Regions from separate parts of the Homo sapiens genome. Here region 2 is linked to region 1. The links are chromatin contacts, found by Hi-C or POLR2A ChIA-PET in ENCODE. All regions are on one chromosome and are shown on one strand. The core of a region is the stretch at or near the end of the contact, and the rest is flanking DNA. Distances in the headings are between cores, read along the strand shown. Region 1 has its middle 32 kb from the start of SRRM3. Region 2 has its middle 44 kb from the start of MDH2.

The links. A loop is a pair of places that touch in the nucleus more often than their neighbours do. ChIA-PET counts read pairs that join two places held with the same protein, here RNA polymerase II (POLR2A). Pooled maps may share reads with other maps.
Region 2: a pooled map shows a loop between it and region 1 (3-fold over the local background). The contact joins two enhancer-like sites. A Hi-C loop is called at or near these places in 2 of 50 pooled maps. POLR2A ChIA-PET finds 5 or more read pairs at or near these places in 8 of 52 experiments (BJ, GM10248, HEK293T and 5 more).

What each region holds. Positions count from the first base shown.
Region 1 is chr7:76,166,039-76,172,911 of GRCh38, reverse strand. No RefSeq gene overlaps it. Among named protein-coding and RNA genes, the nearest start is that of SRRM3, 32 kb to the left of the region's middle. Within about 2 kb of position 5,556, at least 2 of the 41 ENCODE cell types and tissues checked have a DNase peak (open chromatin) inside an H3K27ac peak, as active enhancers do.
Region 2 is chr7:76,088,605-76,095,146 of GRCh38, reverse strand. It overlaps the pseudogene GTF2IP7. Among named protein-coding and RNA genes, the nearest start is that of MDH2, 44 kb to the right of the region's middle. Within about 2 kb of position 5,171, at least 4 of the 41 ENCODE cell types and tissues checked have a DNase peak (open chromatin) inside an H3K27ac peak, as active enhancers do.

The sequences.
Region 1 (6,873 bases), core at 4,307-6,806:
TAATTATTTTTAGTATTTTTAGTAGAGACGGGGTTTACAATGTTGGCCAGGTTGGTTTCAAACTCCTGACCTCAGGTGATCTGCCTGCCTCAGCCTCCCAAAGTCCTGGGATTACAGGCATTAGCCATCGTGCCTGGCCTCATGTTTGTATTTTTGAGACAAGGTGTTACTCTGTTGTCCAGGCTGGAGTGCAGTGGTGCAATCACAGCTCACTGCAGCCTTGACCTCCCAGGCTCAAGCAATCCTCCCACCTCAGCCTCCCAAGTAGCTGGGACCACAGGTACCAGCCACCACGCCCGGCTAACTTTTTATTTTTTGTAGAGACAAGGGTCTCACTATGTTGCCCAGGCTGGTGTCAAACTCCAGGGGTCAAGAGGTCCACCCACCTTGGCCTCCCAAAGTGCTGGGATTACAGGAGTAAGCCACCAAGCCCGGCCTGGCATGGGCGTGTATTTATTTTGAGACAGAGTCTTGCCCTGTCACCCAGGCTGGAGTGCAGTGGCACAATCTCAGCTCACTACAACCTCTGCCTTTCAGGTTCAAGCGATTCTCCTGCCTCAGCCTCCTGAGTAGCTGGGATTACAGGTGCCTGCCACCAGGCCCAGCTAATTTCTTGTATTTTTAGTAGAGATGGGGTTTCACCATGTTGGTCAGGCTGGTCTCAAACTCCTGAACTCAGGTGATCCACCCACCTCAGACTCCCAAAGAGCTGGGATTACAGGTATAAGCCACCGCTCCTGGCCTTTATTTTCTTTTTTTTTTATTTTTGAGACAAAGTCTCATTCTGTCATCCAGGCTGGAGTGCGGTGGCACAATCTCGGCTCACTGCAAGCTCTGCCTCCCGGGTTCACGCCATTCTCCTGCCTCAGCCTCCCGAGTAGCTGGAACTACAGACGCCTGCCACCACGCCAGGCTACTTTTTGTATTTTTAGTAGAGGCGGAGTTTCACCACGTTGGCCAAGACGGTCTGGATCTCTTGACCTCGTGATCCGCCCGCCTCGGCCTCCCAAAGTGCTGGGATTACAGGTGTGAGCCACCGCGCCTAGCCTATTTTCTTTTAATGAGAACCTCAGCCAGGCACAGTGGCTCAGCCCTGTTATCCCAGTCCTTTGGGAGGCCGAGGCAGGAGGATCACTTGAGGCCAGGAGTTCAAGACCATCCTGGACAACATAGTGAGACCTCTGTCTCCGTTAAAAAAAAAAAAAAAGAGGAGACCTCATTGAGGGTATATAGGAAATGAAACTAAGATATAATATATTTTGGCTTTGTAAATCAATGTTTTCACATATTGGTTTTGTTAGATTTATTTTTCCATCAGTGAAAACATTTTTTGAACACAAATTCCTTTTCCAGTTAAATAATTTGTAAGTAAAGTTTATTCAAATGTATGTTAAAACATTTAATATTTGTCTTCTGAAGTTTGTCTTTATGTACATCAAGATATTGGTTGTCTTGTCTTAAATGTATCATTGGATATCACATATTCTATTCGTTGTTTAATAAGGGTAATGCCCATCTAGGAATGAATAGTTTTTTAAAATCAAAAACAAGACAAATGACACACTCCACGTGGCAGGTAAAAGGTTAATGAGCTTCACATATAAAGAACTTCTTCAAATAAATAAAGAAAAAACATTTAGGCCGGGAGCGTTGGCTCACGCCTGTAATTCCAGCACTTCAGGAGGCCAAGGTGGGTGATCACTTGAGGTCAAGAGTCTGAGACTAGCCTAGTAACATGGTGAAACCCTGTCTCTACTAAAAATACAAAAAAAATTAGCTCGGCCGGGCTTGGTGGCTCACACCTGTAATCCCAGCACTTTGGGAGGCCGAGGCGGGTGGATCATGAGGTCAGGAGATCAAGACCATCCTGGCTAACACGGTGAAACCCTGTCTTTACTAAAAAATACAAAAAATTAGCCAGGTGTAGTGGCGGGCACCTGTAGTCCCAGTTACTCGGGAGGCTGAGGCAGGAGAATGGCATGAACCCAGGAGGCAGAGCTTGCAGTGAGCCGAGATTGCACCTCTGCACTCCAGCCTGGGTGACAGAGTGACTCCGTCTCAAAAAAAAAAAAAAATTAGCTCGACATGGTGGCTCATGCTTGTAATCCCAGCTACTAGGGAGGCTGAGGCAGCAGAATCGCTTCAACTCGTGAGGCAGAGGTTGCAGTGAGCAGAGATCGCACCAGTGCACTCTAGCCTGGGTGACAAGAATGAAGCTCCGTCTCAAAAAAAAAAAAAGGAAAGAATATTTGACATGAAAATGAAAGGTATTTTTTATAATATAGTCAATACATTAGGTGAAAGAGCAGATTACACGACAGTATATATAGTGTGTTTATATTTTGAGAAAATATATATTTTGAATATTGGAATTATATACACCCAACTAGTAATGTTATCCATTGATTCATGGAATTACAAGTGACTTTTTTTTTTGCTTGTCCCTATTTTCCAATTTTTCTACAGTGACCGTACTTGCAATAATTAAACATAGTATGGTCATTTAAAATATGTGCCCAAATTCTCTGATACCCTCTTCAACGGCAGAGCCCAGTCCCTATCCCCTTGAATGTGAGCTGGGTTACGTGATTCCCTTCTGACAGATAGGAAAAAGCAAAAGTGATGGCTTGCAACTTTGCAAACTACATCATAAAAGGTACTGTGGCTTCCTCCTTGCTCACTCTTTGATTACTCACTTGGGAAAGCCAGCTGTCACACCATGACACCTAAGCAGCCTGTAGAGAGGCTCATGTAACAGGAACTGAGGCCTCCTGTCAGCAGTCACATGAGGGAGCCATCTTGGAAACAGGCTTTAGGTGACTGCAGTCTCAGTGGACAGCTTGAGTGCAATGTCATGAGACACCCTGAGCCCAAATGACCCAGCTATGCCACTCCTGAATTCCTGACCCACAGAAATGGAGATCCTAAGTAAGTATTTTATTTATTTATTTATTTATTTATTTATTTATTTATTTTTGAGACAGAGTCTCACTCTGTCACCCAGGCTGGAGTGCGGTGTTGTGATCTTGGCTCACTGTAACCTCTTCCTCCCGGGCTCAAGTGATTCTCCCCCATCAGCCTCCTGAGTAGCTGGGACCACAGGTGTGCACCACCACGCCTGGCTAATGTTTGCATTTTCTGTAGGGATGGAGTCTTACTATGTTGCCCAGGCTGATCTTAAACTGCTGGACTCAAGCCATCTGCCCACCTCGGCCTCCCAAAGTATTGGGATTACAGGCATGAGCCACTGTGCCTGGCCCTAAGTATTTATTTTAAGCCACTAGGTCTGGAGTAATTTGTTACATAGCAGCAGATAAATAATACACATATTTTCTATAGCGATCACATTTATAATTTAAATTGAATTAAAAAGGCTGGGAGCAGTGACTCATGCCTGTAATCCTAGCACTTCAGGAGGCTGAGGCTGGAAGATCGCTTGAAGCCCAGGAGTTTGAGACCAGCCTGGGCAATATGGCAAAACACCTTCTCTACAAAATACAAAAAAAAAAATTAGCTGGGTGTGGGCTGGACGCGGTGGCTCATGCCTGTAATCCCAGGACTTTGGGAGGCTGAGGCGGGCAGATCATGAGGTCAGGAGATCAAGACCATCCTGGCTAATACGGTGAAACCCTGTCTCTATTAAAAATACAAAAAATTTAGCCAGACGTGGTGACAGGCACCTGTAGTCCCAGCTACTCAGGAGGTGGAGGCAGGAGAATGGCATGAACCCAGGAGGCAGAGCTTGCAGTGAGCCGAGGTCACGCCACTGCACTCTAGCCTGGGCAACAGAGTGAGACTCTATCTCAAAAAACAAACAAACAAACAAAAATTAGCCAGGTGTGCTGGCGTGTACCTGTAGTCCCAGATACTTGGAGACTATGGTGGGAGAATCACCTGAGTCAAGGAAGTCGAGGCTGCAGTGAGCTGTGACTGTGCCACTGTACTCCAGCCTGCATGACAGAGTGAGATTTTGCCTCAAAAAAAAATTTTTTTTTGGCTGGGCGCAGTGGCTCATGCATTTTGGGAGGCCGAGGCAGGTGGATCATGAGGTCAAGAGATCAAGACCATCCTGGCCAACATGGCGAAACCCTGTCTCTACTAAAAATACAAAAATTAGCTGGGCATGGTGGCATGTGCCTGTAGTCCCAGCTACTCGAGAGGCTGAGGCAGGAGAATCACTTGAACCCAGGAGGCGGAGGTGGCAGTGAGCCGAGATCATGCCACTGCACTCCAGCTCAAAAAATATATATATTTTTTTAATTAACAAGTTCTAGTATCTAAAATGAGCAAAATCGTCACGTGTGGTGGATCACACCTGTAATCCCAGCAATTTGGGATGCCAAGGCATGTGGATCATCTGAGGTCAGGAGTTCAAGACCAGGCTGCAGTGAGCCAAGATTGCACCACTGCACTCCAGCTGGGGAGACAGAGTGAGACTCCATCTCAAAAAAAAAAAAAAAAAAAAAAAAAGTAAATATGCATTTGAAAAGAACAGCATCAGCCAGGTACAGTGGCTCACGCCTGTAATCCCAGCACTTTGGGAGGCCGAGGGTAGAGGATAGCTGAGCCCAGGAGTTTGAGACCACCCTGGGCAACATGGTGAAACCCTGTCTCTACAAAAAATACAAAAATTAGCCAACTGTGGTAGTAAACACCTGCAGTCTCAGCTACTTGGGAGGCTGGGGAAAGGATTGCTTGAGTCTGGGAGGTCGAGGCTGCAGTGAGCCATGATTGCGCCACCTCACTCCAGCCTGGGCAACAGAGCAAGACCCTCTCTCAAAAAAGAAAAAAAAACATGCAAAAAGAAAACAAAACAGAACAGCGTCATTTCCTTATCATTAGTTTGAAGGAAGGGAATCACTGGCAAAAGTTTCCATTTTCTTTTTTTTGAGATGGAGTCTCACTCTGTCGCCCAGGCTGGAGTGCAATGGCGCGATCTCGGCTCACTGCAAGCTCTGCCTCCCGGGTTCACACCATTCTCCTGCCTCAGCCTCCTGAGTAGCTGGGACTACAGGCGCCCACCACGACGCCCAGCTAATTTTTTGTATTTTTGTAGAGACCGAATTTCACCATGTTGCTCAAGCTAGTCTGGAACGCCTGAGCTCAAGGGATCTGCCCACCTCGGCCTCCCAAAGTGCTAGGATTAAGGGCGTGAGTTACCAGGCCGGCCCAATTACTTTCTTCAGTCTGAGCATGAGCACTGGAAGAAAAGCTCTCACTCACATGTAATTTTTTTTAGAGACATGGTCTCCCTCTGTCACCCAGGCTGAAGTGCAGTGGCGTAATCTCAGCTCACGGTAACCTCAACCTCCCGGGCTCCAAATATATATATATATATATATATATATATATATATATTTTTTTTTTTTTAGTTGGAGTCTCGGTCTGTCGCCCAGGCTGGAGTGCAGTGGCGCGATCTCGGCTCACTGCAGCCGCCGCCCCCCGGGTTCAAGCAATTCTCTGCCTCTGCCTCAGCCTCCCGAATAGCTGGTATTACATGTGCCCGCCACCACGCCCGGCTAATTTTTTATTTTTAGTATAGACGGCATTCACCATGCTGGCCAGGATGGTCTTGAATTTCCGACCTCGTGATCCACCTGTCTCGGCCTCCCAAAGTGCTGGGATTAAAGGCGTGAGCCACCGTGCCCGGCCCGATCGCTTATATTTTTAAAGAGATGTTTTCTTGGTTTCCTAGCCCCTCGTACCCCCTACAAAGTTCCAAAGGCTTTGATGTTGTTGCAAAGGCCATGAGAGGTCAAGCCGAGGGGTGCAGCTCCCTAATGCGGTGTAGCCTCAGACGGGGCCGATCCTGCCCAGAATGAGCGGCGCCGGGCGGTGGGGGACGCTGCCGGTGTCCCCGGGACCTGGCTGGGGGAGGAGTTGGGGGGGCGCACCTACACAGGCTCAGGTGACGCGAGTGTGCGGCAAGGGCTGTAGCCGGAGCTAGCGGGCTTGTGGTGGCCACTGAGGAGCTTCTGCCCGACAGTGCCCTCCGGGCCACAGCCGCTTGGTGCGCAGCGCCTACTCGCTCAGCGTCAGGCCCTTGCTGCGCCCTACGCCGCAGGCTGGGAAGTCGCGCAGGTAGCAGTAGTACAGGCAGTGGTAAAGCTCGTCCTTGTAGCTTATTGGTGTCGGCGGCCGAGTCGGAGCCTGCGGACACTAACCCGCCGCCTACTGACACTGACCGGCAGTCTGTGGCCACGCGTCTGCGCATGCGCTCTCCTGGAATACCCAGCCGCCGCGCCTCGAGTTCCGATTGGTTCTACAGAAGGGGCGCGCCTCCGCTGACGTCACAGGCGCGGGCCTTCCGGCGACGTAATAGCGCCGGCCTTCGGCGATGTCACAGTGACGCTACAGTGCCTGGAGCTGGGCTGTTTTCTCCTCGGTTTGGAGCCTGGTGACCGTGACTTCCCCGCCATGTTCTGTGTGTTGCTGGCTGGAGAAGGGTAGTTGACAAACTCCGACCCAGCACAGTGTTTCTGTGGGTCAAAACTAGAAAACTATGTCCGGGCTCCGCCGAGGCGGAAGGATCCCTTCAGGCCAGGAGTTAAAGAGCGGCCTGGGCAACATGGCGCGACTCCATCTCTGTAGTCCCTCCTCAGCTTCCCAGATACTTGAACCCCAAGGTTCAAGGCTGCAATGAGCTATGATCCCATCACAGCACTCTATCCTGCGAGACTGAAGTAAACCTTGTCTAAAAAAATAAACTATCCAAGTGTGCAACAGGGAGGGACCGCTTAAAGAAAACATGGTAATTGTATGTTCAAATACTTTTAACAAGTGCAAAATGTATAGGCTTAAATAAATAGGGCTGGCCGGGCGCGTTGGCTCACGCCTGTAATTCCAACATTTTGTGTGCCCGAGGCATTCCGA
Region 2 (6,542 bases), core at 3,922-6,421, 77 kb after region 1:
TGATCCTTTTATTTCAGCCTCTTGAGAAGTTGGGACTACAGTCAAACTCCACCACACTCAGCTAATTTATTTTTAGTAGAGACAGGGTTTCACTATGTCGCCCAGGCCGGTTTCTAACTCCTGGACCCAAGTGATCCACCTGCCTTGGCCTCCCACACTGCTGGGATTATAGGTGGGAACCACCATGCCTGGTCCTCTCTCTCTTTTCTCTCTTCCCTTTCTTTCTTGGTGGAGGGAAATATGTCATGTACCAGCTATCCATCCAATGAGTGCCCATCAGTTCCAAATTCACCCTTCACTGCCTGATCTGCAAACATAGAGGTGTGTTCCTTAAATGCTTCCTCTGTCAGCTGGTACATGATTAAATGTTGTCAGTACATAGTACTAGAGGGACCTTGTAAGAGGCTTTTCTTTCTGGTTGTTGTGTGCGAATCTCCACAGGCACTGAGCTTCTCCAGCACCGGGATGCTGCCCTGCACAGTGCTCAGCAGCATCCAGCGACCAGCAGTTTCTCTGCACCTGCCTGGGTGGATTTGTAGTGAGACAACTGTTCATTAATAGCTTAATCTAGCACCCCAGAGGGTGAATTTTCAGCAAATTCCAGAGGGCAGATTGCTAGCATGTTCAACCATGTGGTAATGCAGCAATTCTGCTATTGAATTACCCATGACTGTGCCCTCTCCAAGTGGGGGCTGGATCTCAGCCCTAGTGGGGAGTCTTTTCCTTGATCACGGTATCTCAGCGTTGGGACAGTAGGGACAGTTACTGCTTGTTATATCAGCTGGTCCTATACTCTTTTTTTTTGGAGACAGGGTCTCCCTCTGTTGCCCAAGCTAAAGTGCAGTGGCGAAATCATGGTTCACTGCAGCCTTGACCGCCCAGGCTCGAGCAATCCTCCCACCTCAGTCTCCTAAGTACCTAGGACTATAGGTGTGTGCCACCACACCCAGGTTTTTTTTGTTGTTGTTAGTTTGTTTGTTTGGGTAGAGACGGGGTCTCACTGTGTTTCCCAGGCTGGTCTCAAACTCCTGGCCTCAAGGAGTCTTCCTGTCTTGGCTTCCCAAATTGCTGAAATTATAAACATGTGCCACCGTGCCTGGCCTCTGCTAGTCCTATATTCTCTAGCGTTCTCTTTACTTTTTGGTAGCCATCTCTCCTTATGCTGTTGCCCTGTTATAATTAATAATTTTTTATTTTAAATTTAACAGTTTAAACTTTTGAGTGGTTTATGTCTCCTGTTTGGACTCTGACAAATACAGAATTGATGCTAGGAAGGGTCCCGGGAGATAGACCCAGACAACTGGGATTTGGGCATAGGTTTGGTTATCCAAGGGGCAGTGCTGAGCTCCTTGCCAATGGGACATGGGATGCTGTTGATTTCGAGGACCTCACAATGACTCACGCTACCACTTTCTGTTGATTGTGATGAAATGCCAGCTGAGGCACATGCCTTGGGAGCTAAGTGGCTGCTGCACTTGACCACTATGAAGACTGGTGTGGGAAGAATCCTTTTGGATGCACTTGCAGGGGCCCCTAATCCCTGGGTCACAGGACTATAATGGGCTACATGGCAGGAGGTGAGTAGAGGGTGGGCGAGCGAAGCTTCATCTGTATTTACAGCTGCTCCCCACGTTACCACCTGATCTCTGCCTCCTGTCAGATCAGCGGCAGCATTAGATTCTCATGTGAGCACGAACCCTATTGTGAACTGTGCATGCAAGGGATCTATCTTGCTCTGTCCTTAGGAGAATCTAATGCCTGATGATCTGTCACTATCTCCCATCACCCCCAGATGGGACCATCTAGTTGCAGGAAAAGAAGGTCAAGACTCCCAGTCATTCTACATTATGGTGAGTTATATAAGTATTTCGTTATATGCTACAATGTAATAATAATAGAAATAAAGTGCACAATAAACGTAATGTGCTTGATATATCCCAAAACTGACCTTTGCTGCCCCCAGTCTATGGAAAAACTGTCTTCCACAAAACTGGTCCCTGCTCCCCCAAAAATTGGGGACCGCTGCACTCAACACAGAGAGAAAAACAAAAAGCTCAAGTCTTTACCTCTCAGCGTAAGTCATGGTCTAAGATCCAGAGAGCTTCCATGATAGCCCAAACACAATTCCTTATTTCTTGTATCCACAGGGCTAATATTATTGGAAATCAAACACAAACTTAAATGTGTTGGTTGCTGAATTACAATGACAGTTGAATTCACTGTCACCAAGGTTCTCATGAGAATGTTAGGGCACTAATAAGTGAAGAATGGGATCTTTTTCTTTTTCTTTTTTTCTTTCTTTTTTTTTTTTTTTTTTGAGGCAGTCTCCCTGTGTTGCCCAGGCTGGAGCACAGTGGTTTGATCTTGGCTCACTGCAGTCTCAACCTCTCAGGCTCAAGCTATCCTTCCGCCTCAGCCTCTGGGGTAGCTGGGACCACAGGTACGAGCCACCATGCCCAGCTAATTTTTGTGTTTTGTAGAGATGTGGTTTCATCGTTTCATCACATTGTTCTGGCTGGTCTCAAACTCCTGGGCTCAAGCCATCCACCCACCTTGGACTTCTAAAGTTTTGAGATTACAGGCAGGAGCCACCATGCCCAGCCCTTTTCTCTTTTACACTGGTTTATTGTGAGGGCCTCCAATTGTCTTTCTGACTATTAGGCTTGCTCACTTCGGCCTGTTCACTGAAGCCAGAGGAATTCTCCTAAAAGGCAAATTTGGGTCAAAATAGTTCTTGATTAAAACCTGCTGGTGACTGCCCATTGCCTTTAAGACGAAGTCCAAACTAATTTGGCCACAGGGCCTGGTAAGAGCTGGTCTCCGCTCACCTTCCCAGTTTTATCCTGCACCACCCTCCCCAAATCCCTACCCTCCAGCCACAAGGAATGTTAGTTTCCTTGGGGGACTTTACTGGTCCTTCAGGAAACCCTCTTCCTACCTCCATCATCACTTTTTCACTCTCATCTTTGCTCATTTTTAGCCTCAGCCAAGATGTCTCACCCCACTCTCTCTGATGCAACAAGAAGCCCCTGGAGAACGTTTCAGTCCCATTTTGTACTTCTGTCATGTGCTCATCACAGTCTGGTAAGTGTTGGCCTGTGATTCCTAGATTAGTCCATTTTGCATTGCTATAAGGAAACACCTCAGGCTGGGTAGTTTATAAAGAAAAACAGTTTATTTGGCTCACAGTTCTGCAGACTATACAAGTAGCATGGTGCCAGGCTGGGAGCAGTGGCCCACACCTGTAATCCCGGCACTTTGGGACGCTGAAGCAGGAGGATTGCTTGAGCCCAGAAGTTTGAAACCAGCCTGGGAAACATGGTAAGATCTTGTCTCTGCTAAAAATAAAAAAAAAATAGCCAGGTATGGTGGTGCACTGATGCATTCCTGTGGTTTCAGCTACTTGAAAGGCTAAGGTAAAAAGACCTGTTTAGCCCAGGATGTCAGGGTTGCAGTGAGCCATAATTACACCACTGCTCTCTAGCCTGAGTGTCAGAGTGAGACCCTGTCTCAGAAAAAAAAAAAAGCGTAGTACCAGCATCTGCTGGTGAAGACCTCAGGAGGCTTCCTCTCATGGCGGAAGGTGAAGGAGGAGCCGTCATGTCACTTGTTGAGAAGAGGGAGCAAGGGAGAGGGGAGGAGATGCCACTCTCTTTAAACAATCAGCTCTCACATGAACTAGTAGAGAGAGAACTCATTCATTACCTTGGGGAAGGCACCAAGCCATTCATGAGGGATCTGCCCCCACGACTCACACACCTCCCACCAGGCACCACCTCCAACATTAGGGATTTAATTTCAATATGTGATTTGGAGGAGACAAACGTTCAAACTGTATCAATTTCCTGCTACCCTATAAGCTCTGCGAGGGCAGAAACTTTTTTTTTTTTTTTGATACGGAGTTTCGCTCTCATTGCCCAGGCTGGAGTGCAGCGCCGCAACCTCAGCTCATTACAACCTCCGCCTCCTGGGTTCAAGCGATTGTCCTGCCTCAGCCTCCTGAGTAGCTGTAGCTGGGATTACAGACATGCACAACCATGCCCCGCTAATTTTTATACTTTTAATAGAGACAGGGTTTCACCATGTTCGTCAGGCTGGTCTCGAACTCCTGACTTCAGGTGATTCACCGGCCTCGGCTTCCCAAAGTGCTGGGATTACAGGCATGAGCCACCACGCCCGGCCAAGGGCAGAAACTGTTATACCTTGTTCACCGCTGTTTCCTGGGCACCTATTATAGTGCCTGGTATATAGTAGGAGCTCAAGAAGTGTTTGTTAGGGCCTGATGTGTTGGCGCAAGCCTGTAATCCCAGCTTTTTGGAAGGTGGGGGCCAGAGGATTGCTTGTGCCCAGGAGTTCAAGGCCAGCCTGGGCAACGTAGTGAGACCCTGTCTCTAGAAAAAATAATAAACTGGCCAGGCACGGTGGCTCACACTTGTAATCCCAGCACTTTGGGAGGCCGACGTGGGCAGATCATCTGAGGTCAGGAGTTCAAGACCAGCCTAGTGAACATGGTAAAACCCCATCTCTACTAAAAATATAAAAATTAGTCAGGCATGGTGGCATGCACCTGTAATCCCAGCTACTCGGGAGGCTGAGGAAAGAGAATTGCTTGAACCCAGGAGGCAGAGGTTGCAGTGAGCTGAGATCATGCCACTGCACTCCAGTCTGGGCAACAGAGCGAGACTCCGTCTGAAAAAAAAAAAAAAAAAAAAAAAAGACAAGAAAAAATAATAAATTTAGCTGGGTGTGGTGTTACATGACTGTAATCCCCGCTACTTGGGAGGCTAAGGTGGGAGGATCACTTGAGCCCAGGTGACGGAAGCTGCAGTGAGCCATAACGAAGCTGCAGTGAGCCATAATCATCCGCCTGTACTTCAGCCTGTGTAACAGAAGGGGACTCTGTCTCAAAAAAAGTAAAAAAAAGAAAAAGAAATATTCATTGGGAAAATAAAAAAAGAGTGAACAAGCAAAGTTTCAGGAGAGTACTGTGAATGTGGGTCGTGTCAGTAGAGTGTAGGGAGTTGGGCAGGAGCGGCTGGACTTGAAGAGCAGGTTGGTGGAGACCAGGTCATTTATCGTAAGCAGTTTGCCCTGTAGCATGTAGATCAAATATCCCACATTGGCTGCTGGCGACTGAACTGGGCTTCCTGTTTCTGTGTTTGGTTTGACCATCACAGTGTTGAAGAACTATTGAAGTGAATACCTTGCAGTTTGCTACAGTTCCCCCTGGTCTCCCACATTACTCTGGCCTCATTCCCTCCTGTAGGTTGCCTGACCTGCTGAGACCTGTGTTTGCTATCCCTGCAGATGGGTGGGTAGGAGGTGATTTAAGGAGGAAGATTTAATATATGAGTTATAGAAAGATAAATAGACTGGGCACAGTGGCTAAAGCCTATAATCCTAGCACTTTCGGAGGCGAAGGCGGGAGGATTAGTTTGACCCAGGAGTTCAAGACCAGTCTGGGCCACATAGTGAGACCCCGTCTCTACAAAAAATTAAAAAATTAGCCAGGCATGGTGGCATTCACCTGTAATCCCAGCTACTCAGGAGGCTGAAGTGGGAGGATAGCTTGACCCCAGGAGTTGAAAGCTGCAGTAAGCAGTGATCTTGCCACTGCACTCCAGTCTGAGTGACAGAGTGAGACCCTATCTCAGAAAAAAAAAAGCAAGAGAGAGGTAAATAGATCTAGCATTGGTGGGAGTGTGCTTTTGAGTGCTCTTTAGGAGAAATTTTTATTTTAATATTTTTTTCTTCTTTAAATTTTTTATATTCCAGCAGGCTGGGTCCATTCTCTCCCCTTTAATTTCTCAAACACAAAGCGCCCTGCCAGAATCTCAAGTTGGATCTGCAGTAGATCACCATTAACATAGCAGCCTGATATGTTGTAAGTCCTTATGCCAGGAACTGTGCAGGATACAAAATGTAAGAGAAGGCTGGAATAGAGCATCTCTGGGGGAAACGAGAGCCAGAGATACAGCGGTGTCCCATGGAGACAGCCAGCTGGTGTTCGGTAGTGCTTTGTGGAAAGGCTGTACTTTGGTAAGGTCTCCACATCTGCAATGTGGCCTTCAATATTATAGGTCCCCAAACTCCAGGTTTTTACATTCCCTGCATAGGTCAGGGTTGTAGGGAGTGATTCACCCTAGCAGAACTCCCTGGTTTTTAAGGCAGGTGTTCCATTTATTAATTGACAAAGGATGCAAATTTCTCCTTTGGTAACCTGATGAGTTAGGTCTTTTCCCCAGGGACTCCCTTTCCACCTGAAGTTTCTTGGAAAACTAAGCAGAGGATGAGGGAAAGGCTGTGAACAAGCTTGCTGGTCCATCCCGGTCCTAAAAAAGAGCATACGTCTTCTGTAACCAGAAGACCTTTTTCACTAGTCAAGGCTGGGCAGACTGAGATGAGGTGTGTGTGTGTGTGTGTGTGTGTGTGTGTGAAGGCTGGGCAGACTGAGATGAGTGTGTGTGTGTGTGTGAAGGCTGGGCAGACTGAGATGAGGGGTGTGTGTGTGTGTGTGTGTGTGTGTGTATGTTTTCTCACTC